Linked DNA regions of Homo sapiens: region 1 is linked to region 2. A link is a loop called in an ENCODE intact Hi-C map of the cell type or tissue named here. Cell type or tissue: endothelial cell of umbilical vein. All regions are shown on one strand. Each heading gives the region's core, and the rest is flanking DNA. Links, peaks and the distances in the headings are about the cores only.

What was found. Peaks named below come from ENCODE experiments on the same cell type or tissue, not always from the same donor. Only the 100,000 strongest peaks of a DNase experiment are listed, where the experiment ranks them.
Region 1: it touches region 2 in a loop (2.2-fold over the local background); 1 of 110 quality-filtered maps calls a loop at or near these places.

The regions. Positions count from the first base shown.
Region 1 is chr6:21,184,148-21,189,530 of GRCh38, reverse strand. All of the region lies in intron 13 of CDKAL1 (CDKAL1 threonylcarbamoyladenosine tRNA methylthiotransferase), which reads right to left. Among named protein-coding and RNA genes, the nearest start is that of LINC00581, 330 kb to the left of the region's middle. RefSeq lists an enhancer at 2,995-3,721. In endothelial cell of umbilical vein, for the core only: no CTCF peak of the experiment used is centred there; DNase peaks (open chromatin) are centred at 500 and 2,650; H3K27ac peaks cover 982 bases.
Region 2 is chr6:20,950,191-20,955,573 of GRCh38, reverse strand. It overlaps CDKAL1 (CDKAL1 threonylcarbamoyladenosine tRNA methylthiotransferase), which reads right to left. Exons shown (of 16, transcript NM_017774.3): 10 at 1-155. Among named protein-coding and RNA genes, the nearest start is that of CDKAL1, 420 kb to the right of the region's middle. In endothelial cell of umbilical vein, for the core only: a CTCF peak has its summit at 2,354 (motif pointing left); DNase peaks (open chromatin) are centred at 2,373 and 2,713; H3K27ac peaks cover 1,482 bases.

The DNA of each region.
Region 1 (5,383 bases), core at 221-5,220, 230 kb before region 2:
ATTCTTAAACAATGACAAAAAAAGGCATTCATTAGATTATTTGAAAACATTGTCCTCTGTGGAAAAAAAATTCTTTAGATACACTTATTAATAGATATAAATGTACTCAAAAGGGGAAGAATGTTCCTTTGAAGTGGAGTAGCCATATTTTTAAGTATATATGCTTATCTATTAATTGCCATGAGTATCTTAGTAGCTTTATTTCTTCTTTCTTTGCATTTCAGAAATAACCTAAGTAGAAAGAAAAATTGTAAAACAATTTGGCTTTTCAAAAGTTATTCTTCCCTTCTTTGTGCAGTGATACAAGATACAAAGACCAGGCCCGAGGCAGTTCTACTGAATCAGACCATGAAGTTTCTTCTAACAAGAATCTCCTTGTGCTTTTCTTCACGCTGGTTGGTTTTCTTCTAGCCGTGTCTACCCCAGTAAGAGGAAGACAATCCGAGGTAGTCTCTTCCCAGCTGGGGGCAAAATCCCATTCTTAGTAACAAAGCTATTTTCATCTGCTGATCGAGAGCCAATAGTAAGAGCAAATAGTTACACAGGAAATGCCACACTGATGCCTTCCTGCCTGGCGTCAGGGATCCAAATCTAGTGCTACCTAAACTGCCAGTTCAAAAAGCAGCTGCATTTTAACCACCTGCCTGTACATTCTGAGTATTCTAGAGCATTCAAAGGTATTGCCTATAAAGCTTTTTGTGGAATTAAAAAAAAAAATTGTGGTAAGAACATATAACATGAAATCTACCCTCTCAACAAACCCAAACAAGTTGACCCTCCTATCACAGAGCCGGCACAAAGTACATCAGGTCTGTTTTTCCCCACACTGGGCAAGCTCTGTCATGCCCAGGCAGCCTGGGAAAGTGCTCAATATTGAAAACTGAAGTTCTATGGCCAGATACTGCCAGTAAGATCTATCCATGAGATCTGATTCATGGAAAGGGCCCATGGAGCCAACACTGGATATAAGTGTAGAACTTTTTTATGAAAAGCGCAAACCTAAAAATTGAACAGAATTTCCGTTCACTTCCACCCTCTTGATCTATTCCCACTGGTCTCTCTCAGCCATTACTTGGCAAGTCTAGGCCAGTCTTCTTTGAGAGCAGATTCTCAGAAAGGGACCTACTCATAAAAGTAGGTTGTGCATCTTAAATAGATACAATTTTATTTGTCAGTTGAAAAGATGAAAAAGAAGAAGCCACAAAATACTTGGAGGAAATATAAATTATTAGACATGTAACGTGTTGATGAAACATTTTTAACATAATGCTATGTTGCCATAAATGAGAAGTTTTTAACTACTGATTAAAAAAAGTATATTAAGATTGTCATAAACAAAGTCAAAAAGCAAATAGAAAAAAATTGCAAGTATGACATATATACTAATGACATGTTATAGGTTATATAATATGAAGAGCCTTTACAAAACAGTAAGAAAACAATAAATGTTCCCAACAGAAAAACAAACTGCTAAAAAAGCAATTCAAAACCAAAAATCTAAATTATCTACATACAGCACATATGTGAAAAAAGTTTCACTTAATTTTCAACGAATAAACACTAAAATAAGGAAATGTCCTTTTTTTTCACAAATGGGCAAAAATATGTATGAAACTGGGCTGTGCTTCTGGGAAAAAATTTTTTTCATACATTCCCCATCCCCAAAAGGTACATAAGTGACCAGTGATAACATTTAATAGGTCACTTTCTTGGAAGGTGCTTGTAGAAGTTTTGTTTCACTGACGACACAAAAAGTAAGCCAAATTTAAAAAAAGAGAAAAGCAAAAGCAAAAGCATTGGAGAGAGAGATTGTTTATGTAATCTAGTAATCTGCAGTAACTACTTGCCAACTTCCCTCACACCTTCATTGCTCCAAGTCCTCATTCCAAAAGCATGGGGAGTCAGGCAACTCAGTGAGCTACACCACCAGGCATTACCAATGGTATAAAACTCAGAATAATTCCAAGAAAGATTCAGACATTTGGAAGAAAAAAAGGTGTGGGTGTGGTATGCAGGACGCTTTCTAATTATCTTTATGGCATAAGAAAGCTTCTTTTCAAATACTAAATTATGAGAAAGGATGGATAAGCTCCAGCCTACCCAACTTCTAAATGAGAATTTTTAAAATCATGAATTCAGAGCTGGATTGGATAGAAGAGAGGACTTCAGAGATCATTTAGGACAAACTCTTCATATTACAGATGAGAATACAGGTCCCTTAGAGATTAAGTGACTTGGTCAAGGTCACATACCTCATAATATTTAATCTATAATGTTAAAAATGGATTCTATCCTGCCAGTTGTTTTAGGCAAGTGGTGAATTACCCAATTACTTTAAAACTGCACCATGTATACAGTAGTCCTAGCCATATGTGGCCACTGGGCACTTAAAATGTGGCGAATCTCAATTGAGATGTGTTATCAAACATACACCAGTGCAAAGTACACACCGGATTTCAAAAATTTCACATGAATAAAAGAATGTAAGACATCTCATTAATTTCTATACTGAATACAGGCTGAAATGATAATAGTTTTGATATACTGGAGTAAATAAAATATATTATTCAAACAAATTTCACCTGTTTCTTTTTACTCTGTTAATGCGGCTATCAAAAAATGTGAAGTAACATCTGTGGTTGATACCATATTTTTATTGGAGAGGGCTGCTCTAAAACATTATGATGTTGTTTTTAAAAATTTAACGGAAATCTACCATTTCACTGTTTTAGAAAGGATATTAGTCATTTTTCAAAAAAATTAAAAAAAAAACCTCACCACACTCTTAACTGTGGTAATCATGTAAATGTAATGTTTTAGTTTTAGGAAGGAATGTATACACATGTCTATAAACTGTAAAGGCAGGAATTTTGAATAGCAAAATTGCTCTTTTTGACCATTAAATTATTCTTGCTTCCATTTTTCTGGTTGACCACAGCATCTCTAAAACCTTATGGCATGATCAGCTTGCTCACTGTTTTTAGGGAAAATCAGGCAACCAAGGAGAGGCCATCTACATTTTCCAATCTGTCATTTTCCATTCAGTGTGGCTGCAAAAGCAACCATATAAAAAACAGTGGCATTTGGACTTAAAAGGCAGAAAGTAATCATTATCAAAAAATTCATTTTTTAAAAATAAGCCAAAAATGAACGTCCAAAATAGGAACTGCCTTTGGTAAGATAAATCTTACATTCCCCCCCATTCCCCAAAGAACTCAGCATAGATGTGAGCAATAAATAACACGTGCAGTACACCCCACCATCTTTCAACCATTTGCCAGTCAGGATTGAGGCTGAGGAAGCAGAAAAGATTAAGCAGAAATCAAAGAGAGCCAAGCTCTAATGGTGTCTAATTAGCATAACAAAAGGCACTGCCACAATCTTTCAGCAGTGGGCAATACATCTCATTAAAGAAGACTGAATAACAATTATTCTCTCCTGACCCCCCCTGCCCCACCCCCATACTTCTTGGCTTAGCTCCGGGAGACCCTGAGAGCCCGGCTCCAAGAGCTTCTGCATTATTGGCCAGGCATTCAGGCTGCAGGGGAAAGAGCCCACTTGTATTACTGTGCACCTGCATCTCAATGCTTTATTCTGATTTCCTCTCCTGCTGTGAAAATGTAGCTTCCTCAAGCACATACAAGTCCTGATATGCAGTTTATAGGAATATAATATTGAGAAATGTCAATGATGACCTAAAAAATGAATACTACTTCTTCTAAAACGTCTTTCTTGAAAGAAAATTGATCTAGTATTTATTTCTCTTCACCTATTCTATTTCTCCCTTAGTATTACTTCACTGTCTCAGACTTAATGAAGCCAAATTGAAATTCTAACAAATTTTATTGCAACCAGTAATTTGCTATGTGCACACACAGGCACGCACACACACATAGATACGTAGACACATCATGCCATTTAAGTGGGAGTACTTTGGTTCAGACCTATCCTCGCTCCCTATTTCCCCTTGATGTAGACAAGTGAGAAAATAGATGAATTTCAAAGAAAATCGAGATTGTAGGTGAGCATGTAGGTAGTTTTTGTATACATTTAAACCAAGAATAAAAGATTCTACTTAAATCAATAATTTAAAAATTCTTCCAGGGTGATTACTAACAAAGATAAAAGCTTTAAGCAATCCTATGTACTTTTTCATATCAATCTACTTAGGTGGAAGGATTGAATGGGAAGGTGAGAGAAAGGACACAGTTATTTAGTCCAAACAATTTTCAATTCTGAGCTATATTTTTTGATCAGTAACACCTTTCAAAAGAAATTTAGTATGAGGGCTGCTTTTTTTTTTTTTAATGGCCTCTCCTGCCAAACACAATAGTACATCGTCTACTTAAACCTGAACATTGCCATGTCTGCAAGTTGTTCTAGGAAAAGCTGTTTATCACAGATGTAGATAGGAACCACTGCAACAGTTCCTGAGACTAAATAGCAGAAACAAAGCCAACTCAAGGAGTAGCTGGGAAAACCTATATAGTATGTCTGGATTTTCAAACTGCTACAAAATTACTGCATTGTAGGAACTAAGAGACCTTGAGAATATTCAAATCTTAGGCTGGGTACTGTGGCTCACCCTGTAATCCTAGCACTTTGGGAGGTTGAGGTGGGTAGATCACTTGAGCCCAGGAGTTTGAGACCAGCCTGGGCAACATGGTGAAACCCCATCTCTACAGAAAAAAAAAAAAAAAAAAAAAATTAGCTGCACGTGGTAGTGCACACCTGTAGTCCTAGCTATAGCTACTCCAGAGGCTGAGGTGGGAGGATTGCTTGTGCCCAGGAGGTCAAGGCACCAGTGAGCTATGAATGTGCCACTGTACTCCAGCCTGGGAACAGAGTGAGACCCTGTCTCAAATAAATAAATTAATTAATTAAATAAAAGCATTGGCTGGAGGCCTAAGGTGAGATATTTTAATGCTATGATACTTTGCACATGATAGTATACAGTTAAAATAAACCTTAGAAGATCACTTGAATTCTAAAAGGCCTTTCTCTGTGTGGTGAACTACTCAGCATGTAAGAGCTGGTTTCTGCGTGGTGGCTCACGCCTGTAATCCCAGCACTTTGGGCAGGCCGAGGTGGGTTGATCACTTGAGGCCAGGAGTTAGAGACCAGCCTGGCCAACATGGTGAAACCCCATGTCTACTAAAAATACAAAAATTAGCCGGGCATGGTGGTGGGTGTCTACAATCCCAGCTACTCAGGAGGCTGAGGCAGGAGAATCGCTTGAACCTGGGAGGTAGAGATTGCAGTAAGCCGAGGTCGTGCCATTGCACTCCAGCCTGGGACACAGAGCGAGACTCCACCTCAAAAAAAAAAAAAAAAGGTCAAAGAAATGTATTTCGGGGTAAAATATTTTCATTTTTTTAGGGCC
Region 2 (5,383 bases), core at 259-5,258:
TAAAATATAGGGCGGATTTGTCATGCCAAGCCTCAGCATTGCTCCCTCAGGAATCACTTCAACCAGTTTCCACAGGAGTGTGGGGAGATTGGTGCCAATATCTCTGCCATAAGCCCCCGTGTCTTCACTGGTCAACCATATCTCACAAACACCCTCTGTGAATCAAAAGAGATAATTAACAAATCTGTGGCAGAGCTGTTTCCTTCATCATACAGCTGCTCACTGTTTTTAATGCAGTATTTCTCAACACTATTATTCAGGCAGTCTGGGTATTCAATTGCAGAGAAAAAGCAGCTTATCCCATGGTGCCAGTGGGTTATTAAGTTCATTTTACGAACACCAGAGAGTTACAACAATGCTGTAAATTATCAGTGTGTCCTATGAAGTGATTAACATTCACAGCCAATCAGTTCAACTGTGCTTCCCCCAAAGCACTTTGATCAAGACTAAAGCCTCAGTCCCACCTCAGAGAATACCTATTTTATTGAACACTCTAAGCCCTGGAACTGAAACAGTCACTCCACAGAATAGGCACCATCAGCAGTTAACTCATTAATCAGTATGGCACCAACCTAAGGAAAAATGTCAAGTGTAGTTAAGGTTTAGCTCACATATTATTAATTATAAGGTATCCATTTTTCTCATAGCAACTATTCTAGTCTGTCTTCATTATTCAATTAAAAATAGTATTCATTTTGTTGCTGCATTCAAAAAAGTTGGTTGCTGCCTAAACTGAGTGTTTGTGTTGGAAAACCTGTTTACTGACAGTTTGCTTTCTATTTTCCACAAATCAGACTTTAGGAAAATGTATATATATTCTTGTCGTTATTATTGTTATAAAGAATCCTGACTTCAAATATCATACCCTGCAATGATAATGCTTCAAAAGTCCAGAGGAAATACTTTGGGATCCCCCTCATGTTATTTAAAATGAATAAAACAGAGTCAGCAAGAGCCATTCAGGCCTTTCATGGCACACAGAACTTTTCTCAATCCATATTCAATGAAATGATCAGCCTATTTTCAAAGGCCAAATGATTAACGAGGCTAAAACAAACAATGAAGGGAGCCTGTGAAATTTGCTCACGCTCAAGTGGTTTGTTGCTTCTGAAGAACCTCAACACACACACACAGGCACACAAACTGAAGACTTTAGCCTGAACCAAAGTATAAGTTTCTAGAAAGTGTCTTAAAATTATAATTTTAAATTACCTTTAGTTGACAGAACAGAAGAGTTTCAAAAATACATTTAAATATTCCTAGCCAAGAGAGACAACAAATAAAACACATGGCTTTTATGTGAACGTGGACTTAAAACTCACAGAATAAAAAAGCATAAAATAAAGATCTTCGCTCCTCTTAATATGTTCCATGAGGTAGAAAAAAACACAGCAAAAAGATTTCCAATCACTATTCTTTCCTTTAGCATAAGAAATATAATTACTTCAGCAAAAAACTAAACCATATGAAAACATTTTCACTTTTTCCTGCCTGTCTATCTTTCTGAGACATACACATCCTCACCCACACCCACACAACATGGAAAATACAAGGATAGAAATAAGATTTTAGTTTTCCCAAATTAAAGAATCAATAACTTAGCATTGAGAACAGAATACATAGAAAAAAGAGCACTTAAAAAGCTTTTTAAAAAATAAAAAGCTCAATACATTTTAAAAGCTGAAGATATTTTTAGCATCTGAAAATTAGTAGTATTATGGATATATGGGTTTTCATAGTTTAAATTAAATACCTACTTCCAGAAATAATAAACCTTTGCTTAATCTTAATCATTTAATAAAAAGCTTTATCCTCCAAAGAAATAGTCTGGCATGTCCATAGGCTATTTTTAGAGGTGTACAATTTTATAAATATTCTCTGTACACGGAATAAATCTTTTTCTATTTAAAAAGTGGACTGAAATTAGTGGTATCATCTTTAATATTATATCTGCCATTAGGCGCTGGACTCATACAATCTTTTTTTTAACAAAATCTTATCACAAAATCCACTCCAGGAAAAGAGATGGCTAAGTAACAACATAAACAGATTTTAAAACATTCTGAAAGAGGTTATAAAAACAGGACATTATCCATGATTTTCCAGTTACTGGCATTTGAGCAACACAATATGAATATTTTAAAATGAACAGAATAATTTTAATTTATAATTTTTCCATCCAAATGGTTCCATGTTATGCCTTATGTAGAGAGTGTGGGTTCCTGGAACAGTGCCTTGCTGTTGCTAGATGAATATAGAAGGGGAAAAATCGCTATGAATAGGAATGGAAATAACATCCATAGAGAAACAGCAGCCAGCTCTTCAAGCTGCATAGGTGGGGACCAATAGCCCCCTGGTGGGCTGAAACCTCAAATTAAATCACATAAAGAGGAAGCAGCTGTAACACTAAATCAGCAACAATAGGAACAATGGTCTTGATGTTTCCAAGATCAAGGCTGCTAAAATACTCTATATAATAGCAACCTGGTTTAAAACACAATGGAACGAAAGAGCATGAGCAAAATGAAACCCTTGGACTTGAGGAGAATTTTGCTTTGCCAATTCAATTCAAAAATCTGTCAAAGATGATCTTGTTCTTAGTCAACGTGAGAAAGTTCAGCTTTTGTAAGGGTGTATTTCAAGCATGAAGAATCCTAATGAGAATGGATCCTTCAAATAGGATATGGAAGTCATTACATACTAAAAGTGACGCTAAATGTGGAATCCCCATGCCTGACATCCTTTTCCCTGGAAAGTCTCCTGATTAGTCATAGCACAGGCAGTTCCTGCCAGGCCACGCTTGCATATGAAGTCACCAGAGCACCTGAGGGCTTCAGTAGTCACTCATGGACACACATTGGGACACATGCTTATATCTGCACACTTAATTGGCTAGACTTACGGACAGAAGTGCTTGCCTAAAAAGCTTCATTTCTTAAGGACTTCAGTTATGAGCTTTATTTCTTTGCACGTTCAGTTCTCAATTCATCCAAACCTTTATTTGGCCCTTACCGTGTGCCCTTCAGCTCTTCCAGCTCACGATAGATATGGATTCACCATTAAACTGGCTATTAGCTAAGAGCTGGCAAGGGGACACTGACTAACGTCCTGGACCCTTTGCATCCATCCCTATTGGTGGTGGGGATACAATGGGACAGTCTTCATGAACACAGCCTTAGACCAAAATGAAGGGCCTGCTGGGCTAGCTTAAAATGGACACAATGTCAGGTTCAGTAAGATAGTCCCAGTCTGCACTATAACTTGGAATTTGGTAAGTATATGTCAGGAAAATAAACACATGAAAATGAAAAAGAGGGGGCGGGCGCAGTGGCTCATGCTTGTAATCCCAGCACTTTGGGAGGCCGAGGCAGGCAGATCACGAGGTCAGGAGATCGAGACCATCCTGGCTAACACGGTGAAACCCTGTCTCTACTAAAAATACAAAAAATTAGCCGGGCATGGTGGCGGGCGCCTGTAGTCCCAGCTACTCGGGAGGCTGAGGCAGAAGAATGGTGTGAACCTGGGAGGCGGAGCTTACAGTGAGCCGAGATCGTGCCACTGCACTCCAGCCTGGGCGACAGAGCAAGACTCCGTCTCAAAAAAAAAAAAAAAAAAAGAAAATGAAAAAGAGATAAAAGCAGGAAGAACTAAGATAAGAGAAGTGAATGCCCATTAAAAACTTCCATGCCTGTAAAAATAAATACATGCAAAAAAAGAAAGTGGTGGGGTAGGAAAGTAGGAGACAGAAATTAGGGTTTTTTCACGCATCCAAGGGAAGATTTTACTTTTTTCTAAAATTGTTCATCTACCTGACTTGTTTTCGTTTTCCCAAAAATTGTTCAGTCTACCCAACTTTTTAAATGAACATTATGTTCATCAGATCGTCCACCATCCTTTTGATGCATTAATTTTGGTAAAAGGAAAAGCAAATACTAGGAAGAATGAAATGCACTGTACAGGAAAAAAGCCTTAAGTTTAGCTATGAGATTCCATTATCATCTTACCCAAGCAATTACAGACCAGCCTGTAGATGAAACACAAGCCATTTTTCCCTGAATAAACAGCAACCCCAACAGCTAGATTCCCATCTCTGCGCCATAGCAATCTGAGATGACAGGAGACGGAAGTAGAAGACCTAAAAGTTTGATAATAAAAGAAGGATAATATCCTCAATAAAATAGTCTCACCACAAAGAAAATCCTCTTTGAAAAATCAAACTTTGCCAAAATTCAATTTCAAAAGATTATGGCTCACTATAACTATGTATGAGCTTCACTGTAATGAATTAAAATATGGGTGAAGACTGATTTTATCTAGTCAAGAAGTAGCATTTCTCTAGTAGTTCCTGCTTTATCTTTGAGGAAAATTTTCAAGATAAGTTGTTTCAATTATTCATGAGTAGTCTCTAAAAATAACCACAAACATACAAAAACTGTAAATAATGATTATGGGGATCTATAGTTAAAGAGCACTGGATGGCAGGGAAACCTACATCAAGTACACATCATTTAAAAATCCTTGGAAAATCTGCTAACTCTACCTCCCACTACCCGGTGTGTGCTCTCCACTCTCCATCTTTTCTTTTCTTTTCTTTTTTTTTTTTTCTGAGACTGTTTCACTCTGTCACCCAGGCTGGAGTGCAATGGCACGATCTCGGCTCACTGTAACCTCCGCCTCCGAGGTTCAAGTGATTCTCCTACCTCAGCCTCCTGAGTAGCTGGGATTACAGGCGCACACCACCATGCCATACCCAGCTAAGTTTTGTATTTTTAGTAAAGACGGGCTTTCGCCACGTGGCCAGGCTAGTCTCCAACTGCTGACCTCAGGTGATCCGCCCACCTCAGCCTCCCGAAGTGCTGGGATTACCGGCATGAGCCACCGCGTCTGGCCCCTTCCCCATCTTTTGTTCTCCATTCCTATCCTTTGTTTTTTCCTCTCAATTTTATCCTTGAGTCTTTCTCCACCATCCAGTTCCAGCCTGTATTCTCCCACTAAGGAAAATACATTAAACATATATGTTATATTTATTTAATATGCATTAAATTAATCAGCTTTTACTTCCTGCTGTTTCTTTTAAGGGTCACAGTGCATATTAAATTTTTAGGGGTTCTTTCTTCTTAAAAAAATAATCTTAGAGAATTCAGAAATTACGCTGGGTGCAGTGGCTCACGCCTGTAATCTCAGCACTTTGGGAGGCCAAGGCGGGCGGATCACCTGAGGTCGGGAGTTCCAGACCAGCCTGACCAACATGGAGAAACCCCATCTCTACTAAAAATACAAAATTAGCCGGGCGTGGTGGCACATGGTTATAATCCCAGCTACTCAGGAGGCTGAGGCAGGAGAATCACTTGAACCCAGGAGGCAGAGGTTGAATTACCTGTAG